2 separate regions of the Homo sapiens genome follow, and region 2 is linked to region 1. The links are chromatin contacts, found by Hi-C or POLR2A ChIA-PET in ENCODE. All regions are on one chromosome and are shown on one strand. The core of a region is the stretch at or near the end of the contact, and the rest is flanking DNA. Distances in the headings are between cores, read along the strand shown. Region 1 overlaps LINC02427 (long intergenic non-protein coding RNA 2427). Region 2 overlaps IRF2 (interferon regulatory factor 2).

Region 1 (6,423 bases), core at 1,932-4,431:
AACCTCTCAGACTGCAATGAAGAAGAATAAAAAGGTAATGAGTGAAGTCAGACTAATGAATAAACAGTAAACTACTGACTAAGGAGTGATGCTCCTGATGAATCAGTGTGTTGTATCGGGACATCTACAGGAACGTCTGTGAGACTGAACATAATAAGTGTACTGACCTGGAAGAACATGAATCTGTTGTGCTTGCTTTATCTAGGAAAGAATGACTATGAATAGCAGGAGATGGGTGGACATAAACCCTCTCCAGAACAAATGAGACAGCCAGCATTGGGGGTAGGGTGGGAAAAGGAAATGGCAGTCACTGGTGGACACAGCTTGGGGCAGGAGCTTCAGTAGGTGTCACCAGGCCTGTGGGTCTCTGTGCTCTGTTTTCTTATTCATCCAGTAGCCTTGAAGGGACCTGGATACCTGGAAGGGGCTGCCGAGGATGGAGTAAGTAGTCTTTGGAAAGACCTAATCTTTCTTATAAAGTAATAAATTGGCTTCCTGCTTTACAGTTCAGGTCTTTGGGGAGAGTTATATAGCTATTCCTTTATAACAAACAATCACAACTTTAGTGGCATAAAATAAAAAAATTCATTCATTCTTATTATCTCCTACAGTCTGAGGATTACTGGGACTAACAGGACTTCAGCTGGGGCTTCAACGTGTGGTGTGGGCTTCCTGACACCACGGCCACTGGTTTCCAAGAGTGAGTATCCCAAGAAAAAGCCAGTAGGATATGGCATTGCCTTTTATAATCTAGTCTTAGAGTCACAGAGTGTCACTTTTCCCATCCTCTATTGGTTAAAGCAGGCACAAAAGCCCACCCAGGTTCAAGGGGAAGGGACATAGACTTCACCTCTTGATGGGAGGTGACAAGATCACATTATGAAAACAGCATGTGGGCCGAGGGGTGCTCTCACACCATCTTTGGATCACGTTAGTCCACCAGCCTGTCCTCTGGCAAATAACTCACACCCTTCCCACATGCAAAATACACTCATCTCCCACCAAAGACCCCTAAGTCTTACTCTTTTATGGCATCGGGACAGGTCAGGATGGAATAAAGCCAGGTTTCCCTCACTTGCTCTGCCATGCAGGGATGCCTGTTCCTATTCCATTGATTGGAAAGAGAGAATTTCTCTTGAAATGTTTCCTGTCCCTGCCACTTAAGCAGTTCTGGGTTTGGCTGCCCTGAATCTATGTCAAGAGACATGGAAGGGGAAGAAGAGGAAACTTACCACCTTATTCATCTTTCTTGGAGTTCGGCTCTCCCTCTCCAACCCACCTGCTGTTTTTTCCTTGCAGAGTCCCTATTAAGTTGCTTTATGTATCCACTCTGGGGTTCTTAGAAGTAACCTGTTGGGGAGCTACCATGGCATCGGCTCACTCCATTTTAACTAGAACCAGATCCACAAGCCATTTCTTAATTTTTGAGATGTTTGCCATTTGGAGAGGCTGGGAATGGCAAACCATTTTTTTTTTTTTCCTTTTTTCAAATCCTGCAAGTCCTGCCACCTTTATATTTTGCCATGGGTTCCTTAGCTCATATCCATTCTCTCTTATTTTTTATTTATTTTTAATTTTATTTATTTACTTTTTTGAGATGGAGTCTCTCTCTGTTGCCCAGGCTGGAGTGCAGCGGCGCGATCTCGGCTCACTGCGAGCTCCACCTCCCGGGTTCACGCCATTCTCCTGCCTCAGTCTCCTGAGTAGCTGGGATTACAGGTGCCCGCCACCACAGAAGGCTAATTTTTTTTGTATTTTTAGTAGAGATGGGGTTTCAACATGTTAGTCAGGATGGTCTCGATCTCCTGACCTCCTGATCTGCCCGCCTCGGCCTCCCAAAGTGCTGGCATTACAGGCGTGAGCCACCGCGCCCGGCCTACTCATTTTTATTTTTATTTTCATTTCTTTTTATTTTTTTTCGAGACGGAGTCTTACTCTGTCGCCCAGGCTGCAGTGCATTGGTACGATCTCAGCTCACTTCAACCTCTGACTCCTGGATTCAAGCAGTTCTCCTGCCTCAGCCTCCCAAGTAGCTGGGATTACAGGCGTGAGCCACCGCGCCCAGCCTATTTATTTTTATTTTTTATTTTCATTTCTTTTTTTTTTTTCGAGATGGAGTCTTACTCTGTTGCCCAGGCTGGAGTGCAGCGGTACAATCTCGGCTCACTTCAACCTCTGACTCCCGGATTCAAGCAGTTCTCCTGCCTCAGCCTCCCACGTAGCTGGGATTACAGGCGTCCGCCACTAGGCCCTGATAATTTTTGTATTTTTAGTAGAAACGGGGTTTCTCCATGTTGGCCAGGTTGGTCTTGAACTCCTGACCTCGTGATTTGCTCGCCTCGGCCTCCCAAAGTGCTGGGATTACAAGTGTGAGCCACCGCGCCTGGCCCATTCTCTCTTATTTTATTGTGGCAGCTAGAAGTTAGGTGGCCCGTGTGCCTGTCAATTCCCTCCACTCAGTCATACAGCTCATTGATACATTTTCTATTTTCCAAGTTATCTTGGGTTTCAATGTTGCTAAACTTCCCACCGCTACACAAACCTGTCTTCCTTCTTCCAGGTTTCAACAATATTTTCATCATATTTATTGAAGGCCTCACTGACAGACTTCTCAAGGCCCCTCTACCTTCTATTCGCTGCCTGGCCCCAAAGCCAGTGCCACACATTTTAGGTTTTTAACTGCAGCAGCACCTATGATGTTTCCAAAATCTGTATCATTAAAGTTTGATCAGAGAAGCAAAACCACCTTGAGCAAAACAAGGAATTTATTAAAGAGATTAGGATACACATTGTTATGAAAGCTGCAACCTGCTGCCCCTGTGTCCAGAAGTGGGCCTGAAGTCAGCAGGGCTGGCAAATGGATGTGCAGTGGGAGAGAGTAGGCGTGAGCTGCACCTGCAGGGAGGAGATGGAACTCCTGTGGATGGACTGAAACTGATGTCTTCCACGTCAGCCTCTCAGGCCTCCAACACTCCAGCGCTGATGATGAAGATGACCTGCAGAGGAGCTGGTGCCCTTCACCATGGAATTGCTCATAAACCCAAGATTCAGTGAAGCTGAAGAAGCAGTTCTGGTGGGAGCTGGAGGAACTGCAGGCACAGCTGCTGCCCTGTACCAATACATTGAGCCAGTGGCTGCCTGGCATTGTGTGTGAGCCACCACAGCGCCTGGCCCTACACAGACTTTGACTGTAAATATGACTGCTGTTTCACTTCTGCCTTCCAAATTTTGCTCAGATTTTCTGAGAAACATAGTTCAGCTTAGGTACATTGACACAGTACAAAGCCACCGCAGTGGCTGGTTAGGGAGGGATTATGAATGCAGGCTGAGAATGCACGGGAAGCGTTTGTCTATTTATAGAGTAGGTACCATTCAAGGATTTATGTGAATCAGGTGCAAAGAACTCACACAAAGATGGGGAAAGTTAGTACTTAGAAATCAGTGATACTAGATAACCAATAAATAAAAATAAACTTATTTTTAGAAAATAAGAAAATAGAAAAGCTTTAATAAAATAGTATTGGGCCGGGTGCAGTGGCTCACGCCTGTAATCCTAGCACTTTGGGAGACTGAGGTGGGCGGATCACCTGAGGTCAGGAGTTCCAGACCAGCCTGGCCAACATGGTGAAACCCAATCTCTACTAGAAAAAACCACAAAAATTAGCTGGGCGTGGTGGTACGTGCCTGTAATCCTAGCTCCTCGGGAAGCTGAGGCAGGAGAATCGCTTGAACTCAGGAGGTGGAGGGTGCAGTGAGCCAAGATCGTGCCATTGCACCCCAGCCTGGGTGACAGAACAAGATTCTATCTCAAAAAAATAAAAATAAAAATAAATAAATAAAATAGTATTGAAATGGTGAATAATACTATTTCAGCACATCCTAAACAGATCATGCAGATAGTAAGAGGTTTTCTGCATGAGTTTGCTAGGGCTGCCGTAACAAAACACCATGGACGGGAGCTTTAACAACAGAAATTGATTTCTCACAGTTCTGCAGGCAGGGTGTTCAGGACCAAGATATTGGCAGGCTTGGTTTCTCTGAATCCTCTCTCCTTGGCTTGCAGGTGGCTGTTTTCTTTTCTTTTTTCTTTTTTTTTCTTTGAGATGGAGTCTCACTCTGTCACCCAGGCTGGAGTGCAGTGGCGCAATCTCAGCTCACTGCAGCCTCTGCCTCCTGGGTTCAAGCGATTCTCCTGCCTCAGCCTCCTGAATAGCTGGGATTACAGGTGCCTGCCACCACGCCCAGCTAATTTTTGTATTTTTAGTAGAGATGGGGTTTCACCATGTTGATCAGGCTGATCTCAAACTCAGGACTTCGTGATCCACCTGCTTCGGCCTCCCAAAGTGCTGGGATTACAGGTGTGAGCCACCACGCCCGGCAGCTTGCAGGTGGCTGCTTTCTTGCTGTGTGTTCACATGGTCATTCGTCTGTGTGTGCACACGTGTAGTGTCTGTGTCTGTGTCCTAGCCTCCTCTTCTTATAAGGACACCAGTCAAACTGGATTAGGGCCCACTTTCCTGACCCCCTTTTACCTTAATTCCCATTTTAAAAGGCTTATCTTCAAATACCATCACATTCTAAGGTACTGGGGGTTAGAGCTTCAATATGTGAGTTTTAGGGAGACACAGTTGAGCTCATAACATTTTCTATAGAACAATCAAGTTTGAGACATGCCACATGCTATATTTTCTTCTTGGAAATTTGCAAGGTATATATGCATATGAATGACTGTGCAAAGTCCTGGAAAACATCCAGTATTCATCTTTCACACTCTCCCTGTTTGATCCATTATTTATTGATAACCTTCCACTGGCTTCCTTTATGCATTGGCTGAGTGCATTGAGCTGCCGCATGGAAATATGATCTGCCGGCTGCCGCTGGCAGTCAGGAAGGGAAGGTGGACATGGAGAGAGCAAGCAAAAGCTGGAGTCTCAAGGAGATGAAGTGGAACCCAGGGCTGTATCTCATTAGAGCGCATGTTGGCCTCTCATCACTTCCAGGCCTCCGGCTTTGAAGATGCTCGGGGAGTTGCTTTGGAGGGCTACGTGGAGAGAATGGGATTGGTAAGTGGGCAAGAGGGTTGGTTCTTGCTGGATGGAATTGCGTCTTCCATCTCTTCCAAGGGGACTTCTGGATTGCCAGGGGCCTGGCATGTCCTGCCTCACCCATACTTGCTGGCCAGGGTGAGTGGCCTCTCACCTGGCCTAACCTTGCTGCCCTCTTTGTTGTGCTCTTTGTGGGTGAGGAAAAGAGCAGAGCTGCGGATGCCACTGGAGCGTGGCCAGGCTGGGTGAGGACCCACACAGAAAAGTGTGGGCAGGCGTGGTGGGTGGGGGCGGGGGATAAGGCATGGGCCCTGGGCAGTCAGCCAGTGCCCCCGTCACGCCCTGGCTCCAGGTGTCCAGCATCAGCCGTGTGCACATCCCACCTCGCAGGCCTCTCCCGGCTGCTGGCCCACTTTCTGCATGCTACTCCTACTTCTCTGACCTCCTGCTCAGCTCAGCTATCCTAGCTCCGAGTTTCGCCTTTCTTCTTGAATACAATCAGAATTCTCTCTGTTGGCCCTGGACCCCCATGCTGAACAATTCCCATGGTGCTGGCCTTCTCTCAATCCTCTGAATTAAACCCCAGACTCACTGCAAGTCTTCAGCCAAGTGAAGACTTCCGGTGGCCTCTCTGCCACCCTGGCACTCGAGGAAGCAGATGCTTCTCTCTCTTCCTGTAGTGCTCTTACCATGAATCATCTCCAGGTCCTCCCAACAGGATCAGTCAGCTCCTCATCTCAGCTGTGCTGTAACCCTGGTATCTCTGCAGCCTGGTGAAGATGACGGTGTTTTAATGAAGCGTACATCTCTACAGTAACTGGCCTGGCACATGCAAACAGGAACAGCAGCTTCCTCTCCTGCAAGGCACGGTGCAGATTGCTTTCCACGCATTATTTCTGCTCCTCGCACCACCCTCCCCAACCCGAAAGATAGAGCATATTGTCCTAATTTTACCAAGCAGAAAACTGGCTCCCAGAGAGCAGCTCTGCTCAGCTAGGGCATGTCAGAGCACTGCCTGGGACCCACATCTCCTGACTCCAGGGCCAAGGCACCTCTGGGCCCTCACACGGGCATTAATAGAGATACATTTCATGTTCAAACCAGCCCTTTGGCCAAGCATCATCCTCAGTCTCTCAGAACTTACTGCATTTTCTTCTAAACCCCAATTCAAAAGTTCCATATAGCATGGTGGTTCGTGCCTATAATCCCAGTGGGAGGCCAAAGTGGGGGGACTGCTTGAAGCCAGGAATTTGAGACCAGCCTGGGTAACAAAGCGAGACCCCATGTGTAAAAAATAAAATAAATGAAAAATTAGCTGGGCGTGAAGGTGCACTCTTGTAGTCCCAGCTACTCCAAAGTCTAAGGCGGGAGAATTACT
Region 2 (5,755 bases), core at 2,126-4,625, 100 kb after region 1:
AGGTCAGCATATGGGGCTGGGGGAAGGGATTTGAGAAAAGGCCATTGGATTTGGGAGAGCACAGTTTTGTTGGTGACCTTTGGTAATGGTGAGTGCTTATTTACTAGTAAGTGCCATGTACGTAGTTAGCTCATTTAATCTTCACCTTATCCCTATGACGTGGGTCCTATTATTGTCCTCAGTTTACAACTGTCCGCAGTGCCCTAGGGTGGCTTACAGAGGTTAAATAAGGAGCTGCAACCAGTGAGGAGTGGAGGTGCCAGGCTTTGCTCCAGGCCCTTCTGATTCCAAAGCCCGAGCTCTCAAGACCCTTCTGGGAGCTTGATTCTGCAGGTGGAGAGGAAGCGAGACCACAGGAACTAATGGGGGCCCAGGTGGAGAGGCGAAGTCCGGAAAGGCAGACAGCGGGTCGGAAGTTTGGTTGTGAAGGAAGGGAAAACCTGCTGACTCACCCAGGTCACAGGCAAGTGGGTTTTTTTTGTTTTTTGTTTTTTGTTTTCAGAAGGGGCAGACTTTTTTTTTTTTTGTCTTTAAGAATCAGGCTCTCGCTCTGTCACCCAGGCTGGAGTGCAGTGACATGATCATAGCTCATTGCATCCTTGAACTCCCGGGCTCAGGAGAGCCTCCCAACACCGCAGCCTCCCAAGTATCCAGGACAAGAGGCGTGCACCACCACACCCGGCTAATGCTTTCATTTTTTGTAGAGACAGGGTCTTGCTATGTTGCCCAGGCTGGTCTCGAACTCCTGGGCTGAAACGATCCTGCAGCCTCAGCCTCCCAAAGTGCTGAGATTCCAGGGTGAGCCACCGTGCTTGGCCCAAGAAAAGGCAGACTTCTTATTTAGAACTTGTAAGAGAGAAGAGTGCAAGATGCTGGGGGAGAAAGGAGTAAAAATCGTGCCTGGTAGGGATGGATATTCTGGGCCTGCCCTTACGCTGGACCTTCGGGACATCTGGTAAACCAGGCAGTGTATGGTTTGTTTAAAAACCGAGCTATACAGTGGAGTGATGCCTTTGAAGTCATGTTATTAAGGTGGGAGTTTGCCAGGTGGGATTATGAAGGAGGAGGTTATTTCCCCTCCTTCCGTTAGTGACTTTTTGAGGATTTTGGGGGGATTGATTCCAAGTAGTGTATAAATAAGCTGATGAGAACACCCACCATGTTTCAGAGCCGACCACTGTTGACTTTTCCAAGCACAGTCACGTCTACTTGCATGATCCTCTGCTTCCAGTCCTGTGTTCCTTCTGCTCTCTACCCTCTTCCGCTTTGGATTCCTTGGGTGTTGTCCTGTGTGGCTTTTGTCTGACTTGATTGCTATCGTAGCAGCAGATGCAAACTTACCTTGAGAGCTGAACGTCCACAGGCACCTCAGGGCTGGCTTTTGCAGAGCTGTTTAGTACAAGGGAGTGGAGGGTTCTGGTGCACTTGAAAAAAAAGCACACATTTAGAGCTCCAATAAGGGAAAGGAATTTGTTCTCATTATTTCATTAGTGTGCACGTGCAGAATTCTTGGGCTGGATGAGATATTCAGCCACCTGAAGGGCATTTATGTAAAGCCCATGGTGTGGGGTTGCCCGGCTGGACTCAGGCCAGGGTGATCAGCCAGCCATCCAATGCAGGGCCTCAGGTGGCCAGAGGCCATGGCAAAACTTATCTGCAGAGAATTCATCTACAATGTCCTCTGGGCTCCTGTTCTTGGGCCAGTCACTGAGGCAGAGCTTTTCCTAAGAAATAATTATGAAAGAGGTAGCATGATTCCTCCCTGGTGAAAGCCAGGCATTGATTCTTTTGAGCACCCCCTCAGAGGAGGAGAGTGTAGAATCCACGCAGTGCAGCATTTTACAGAGACAATGATGCAGCTCTGCGTAGCCCCAAAGCTATTGTCTGCAGGTGGAAGCATTTCCTAAAGGCAAGCCAGATGGGCCGGTACCGTTTCCTTGAAGGAAAATGGAAGGAGCTGAATACCCAGCAGTGCACCCTGGGCAGAAATGTGCTTTAAAACAGGCCAGTTTAAAGAAGCAGGGGATGAATGTATTCGGCAGCTGAACATGAATGACCCTAGCATTAAAGAAAGTAGGCAGAGGGTAGAATTTCAGCTAAGAGAAGGGAGGGGAAAGGAAGTGTTCTCAATTCTTTTTTCTTTTCTTCTTCCTAGCAAGAACCAGTTGAGTCATCTCTGGGGCTTAGTAATGGAGTAAGTGATCTTTCTCCTGAGTATGCGGTCCTGACTTCAACTATAAAAAATGAAGTGGATAGTACGGTGAACATCATAGGTAAACTGTTTTGACGTCTCATTTTTTATACATACCAGCAGCCCCCTGGGGCCTAAAATTTGTAAAACAGAGAACTTCAAATAACATAGTCAGTGGGAGGAGGTCTTGGAATCATCTCAGAATGCAAGTTCCAGCCCCCAGATTTCAAGGCTGAGAAACGAAGGCTTTTGAGGATCAGATAAAGGAACTTAGACGGGTCAGCCTCCGTGGAAGAAGGCTGGGGTGACCTCCCAGGAAAAATGTTTGTTTCCCGGCGGCTCGTGGCTAGCGATCCCAGTCTTTCACTATTTGGTTCACGTGGGCAAAAGAGTATTTATTTAACTCGGGAACCAAGGAGAGGGAAGATGGTCCTCGCGAGTCCTCTCAGCAACTGCTTCCTGGCAGACAGAGAAACTGAGGCACAGAGACATGTTGCCAAAGGGCCCACTCTGATTCAGCAGATATTTTTGAGCACCTTCTGTATATCAGACTCAGTACTAGGAGCAGGAAATAGATGGAGGAGGCCCAATTTCTTTTCTCATGGAGGGACAGAGATAGTAAACAAAGACACCCCCAGATAACTGCAGTGTTACCATGTGTGGTAAATACTGCAAAAGAAAAGAAAGGCGAGAGAAAAATCAAGGCACCAAATTTAGATTGGAGGTCTCAGAGGAGCAGTGTTTTCCCTCCTTCGTAACAGTTGAACAACTTCCAGATGTAGCTAGCTGCACCCCCTGTAAAGATGCAGGCTCTTTACAATGAAGACACATCTTCTGATGTTCCTTCTCTCCTGTATGGCCAGATGCACAGGAATAGTGCCCAAAAGACCTCAGCCTGCTTTCCCTTTAAGGGGAAGGAGAAGAAAAAACTCCTTTTTATTTTTACTTTCTTTCAGCATTGAATTTTTGTTGTGTGTATGGTGACTTCTGTTTTTGGGAAACGGAAGAAGCCAGCAGCATGCTGAATTGTCCTGACAGGCCTCCGCTGGCCTCTTGCCGAGGTTAGCAGTGCTTTTTTTGTATTTAAACCATCTCCCGGGCAGTGTAAAAAGTTTGCAGGTGCGGACATTCTGTCTGACTGGTCTCGGCAGTGCTCTATAACCCTGTTGTGTTTCTTGATAAAACACAGCCCCACCCTTTAATAAAGCAAAGATTGCTATGAAACCAGAGAGTCTATTCATTACTGTGGAGTAACTAGAGCAGTCTGTAGTGACTAGACATACGGCAATTAGGAAGTCATGGAGTTGGGATTTTTGTCTTAATTTTGGCTGCTCAAAGTGCCCCCTGTAGGATATTCTTTTTTCGGGAATTGTTTCCAAACTTGCCTGTCTTTATCTATGGTGAAACTCAAGCCGCTTTTTAAGGCAAGCCTGCAAACCCAAGTATCAACATGGGCTCCTGAAGGCACAGGAGAGCAGATTCACAGCTTACTGACCAGTGTTAGGGTCCCCACGAGGGCCACCCATTTGAACTCAAGGTTGGCAGACTCTGGCCCCAGCACTTGCCGTGGTTTCAGGATGGCCAGCGGTGACACAGGGCTATGGAACCCTGGGTCTTCATCTCTTCCCATATCCTTTGTTTCACCTTCTTTTTGCCATATTTTATTGTGCTTCAGATAGAAATTTTATTTATAAGATAAAAAGTAGCTCTGAGGCTGGGCGCGGTGGCTCATGCCTGTAATCCCAGCACTTTGGGAGGCCGAGGTGGGTGGTTCACGAGCTCAGCAGATCAAGACCATCCTGGCCAATATGGTGAAACCCTGTCTCTACTAAAAATACAAAAATTAGCTGGGCGTGGTGGCAGGTGCCTGTAGTCCCAGCTACTCAGGAGGCTGAGGCAGGAGAATCGATTGAACCCAGGAGGCGGAGGTTGCAGTGAGCCAAGATGGCACCACTGCGCTCCAGCCTGGGTGACAGAGGGAGACTGCCTCAAAAAAAAAAAAAAAAAGATAAAAAGTAGCTCTGGGTGAGTCTTTAGATGGAAGGCACCACCTCTTAGGAGATCACCCATGCTGTCAGCTGTGCCCATGCCTTCTTCCTGGAAGCTGAGTTGTTCACCCCTTAGGAGAAGGGGCCTGAGACAAGGCATTCGATTTTATCCACACCCCTAGAATGCTCTTAGCAAGATGAAACTCCATATGAGATGTGAACCCTTACATCGCAATATGCCCAGACACAGAACCCACAACAACATACTTTATTCTTGGCTGTATTGGACCTGGAGCACCTGGGCACTGAGGTGAGACTGTGGGGCCACTCCTCAGTCACCAGGTGCCAACCGAGAGACCTGGGCAGTGGAGTTGGGCTGCTGTGTTTTCAGCCTTAAGAAGTTTTTATTTACTCAAGAAAGCTGTCATCTTTGTGTGAGGCTATATATTATTTTCTCCTTCCCTCTCTCCCTGGCTGCCGCTGCCTCGTTTATAATTAGCTGTCAGCTCCTCCTATCTTCCCTCACCGTACTTCTCAAGTCCATCCCCTTGTTTCTGACACTGTGTGTGGGCCTGCCTTGGCTGTCACCTGGGCTCTGCTTCCATTCTGCTCCCCATTTCTTCTTCTCACAAAATAAAGAATGCCAGTGTCATCATGTCACCACTGCCCCTAAGAGAAGGAGCTGAGTTCCCCCAGGTCCCCGGGGTCTGGCATGATCTAGGCCCTGCCCACTGCTTTCATACCTGTCTTTGAACTTGAATTACTCTGAACGAGTTAAGCTCCCTGTGGCTGCTCATAGAGACAGTGAGGTTGGTGGTGGGTCTCCTTATGGTGGAGCAGCTGCAAAGGCTTTGTCCACAGGGCACAGTGAGGGGTGGACACGTGGCAGTTCCAGCAGGAGGTATAGCTCCAGCCCAACACGTCTCATCCACACTTCCGCTCCCAGATCATTGACCCTTGAGACACTGGTTACCTCTACTGAGTTTTGTTTTGTTTTGTTTTGTTTTTGAGACCGAGTTTCACTCTGTTGCCCAGGCTGGAGTGCAGTGGCACAATCTCGGCTCACTGCAACCTCCGCCTCCTGGGTTCAAGCGATTCTCCTGCCTCAGCCTCCCAAGTAGCTGGGATTACAGGGATGCGCCACCATGCCTGGGTAATTTTTTTTGTATTTAGTAGAGATGGAGTTTCACCATGTTGGTCAGGCTGGTCTTGAACTGCTGACCTCAAATGATCCACCTACCTCGGTCTCCCAAAGTGCTGGGATTACAGGTGTGAGCCACCGCGCCTGGCCTCTACTGAGTTTTTACTGGGATACATCCTGTGCTTCCCTTCGTGTAGTAGCCTGAGATGCTGTTTTCTCACGGGGTGCAAGGTGCACGCTGCCCTGTCCCACTCTTGCCTCCTCCTGCACTCTGTCACCCTGGTGAGGTGTATGCAGCCTGTAGTCAGGGACAGCCTGGCCCAGGCACCTACAGATCCCTGTCTCGGAGTCACCGGCCCCGCGGTGATCTTCTCTCCCACCATGGCTCTCGAGTGCCTAAACCAAATCATGGCTGTATTTTATACCGAAAGAGCA

The links. Hi-C counts contacts between places; a loop is a spot of excess contacts on that map. ChIA-PET counts read pairs that join two places held with the same protein, here RNA polymerase II (POLR2A). Pooled maps may share reads with other maps.
Region 2: a loop to region 1 is called in a pooled map, with 3 times the contacts of the local background. The contact joins two enhancer-like sites. A Hi-C loop is called at or near these places in 5 of 37 single-sample maps with no recorded cell type and 11 of 50 pooled maps. POLR2A ChIA-PET finds 5 or more read pairs at or near these places in 7 of 52 experiments (B cell, activated B cell, activated CD4-positive, alpha-beta memory T cell and 2 more).

Annotation. Positions count from the first base shown.
Region 1 is chr4:184,503,514-184,509,936 of GRCh38, reverse strand. It overlaps LINC02427 (long intergenic non-protein coding RNA 2427), which reads left to right. Exons shown (of 3, transcript NR_147158.1): 2 at 612-700; 3 at 2,561-3,477. Among named protein-coding and RNA genes, the nearest start is that of LINC02427, 31 kb to the left of the region's middle. RefSeq lists enhancers at 2,864-3,073, 5,820-5,889, 5,940-6,029, 4,913-6,112. Within about 2 kb of position 3,181, at least 6 of the 41 ENCODE cell types and tissues checked have a DNase peak (open chromatin) inside an H3K27ac peak, as active enhancers do.
Region 2 is chr4:184,404,676-184,410,430 of GRCh38, reverse strand. IRF2 (interferon regulatory factor 2) reads left to right here. Exons shown (of 9, transcript NM_002199.4): 6 at 2,156-2,273. Among named protein-coding and RNA genes, the nearest start is that of LINC02362, 25 kb to the right of the region's middle. Within about 2 kb of position 3,375, at least 14 of the 41 ENCODE cell types and tissues checked have a DNase peak (open chromatin) inside an H3K27ac peak, as active enhancers do.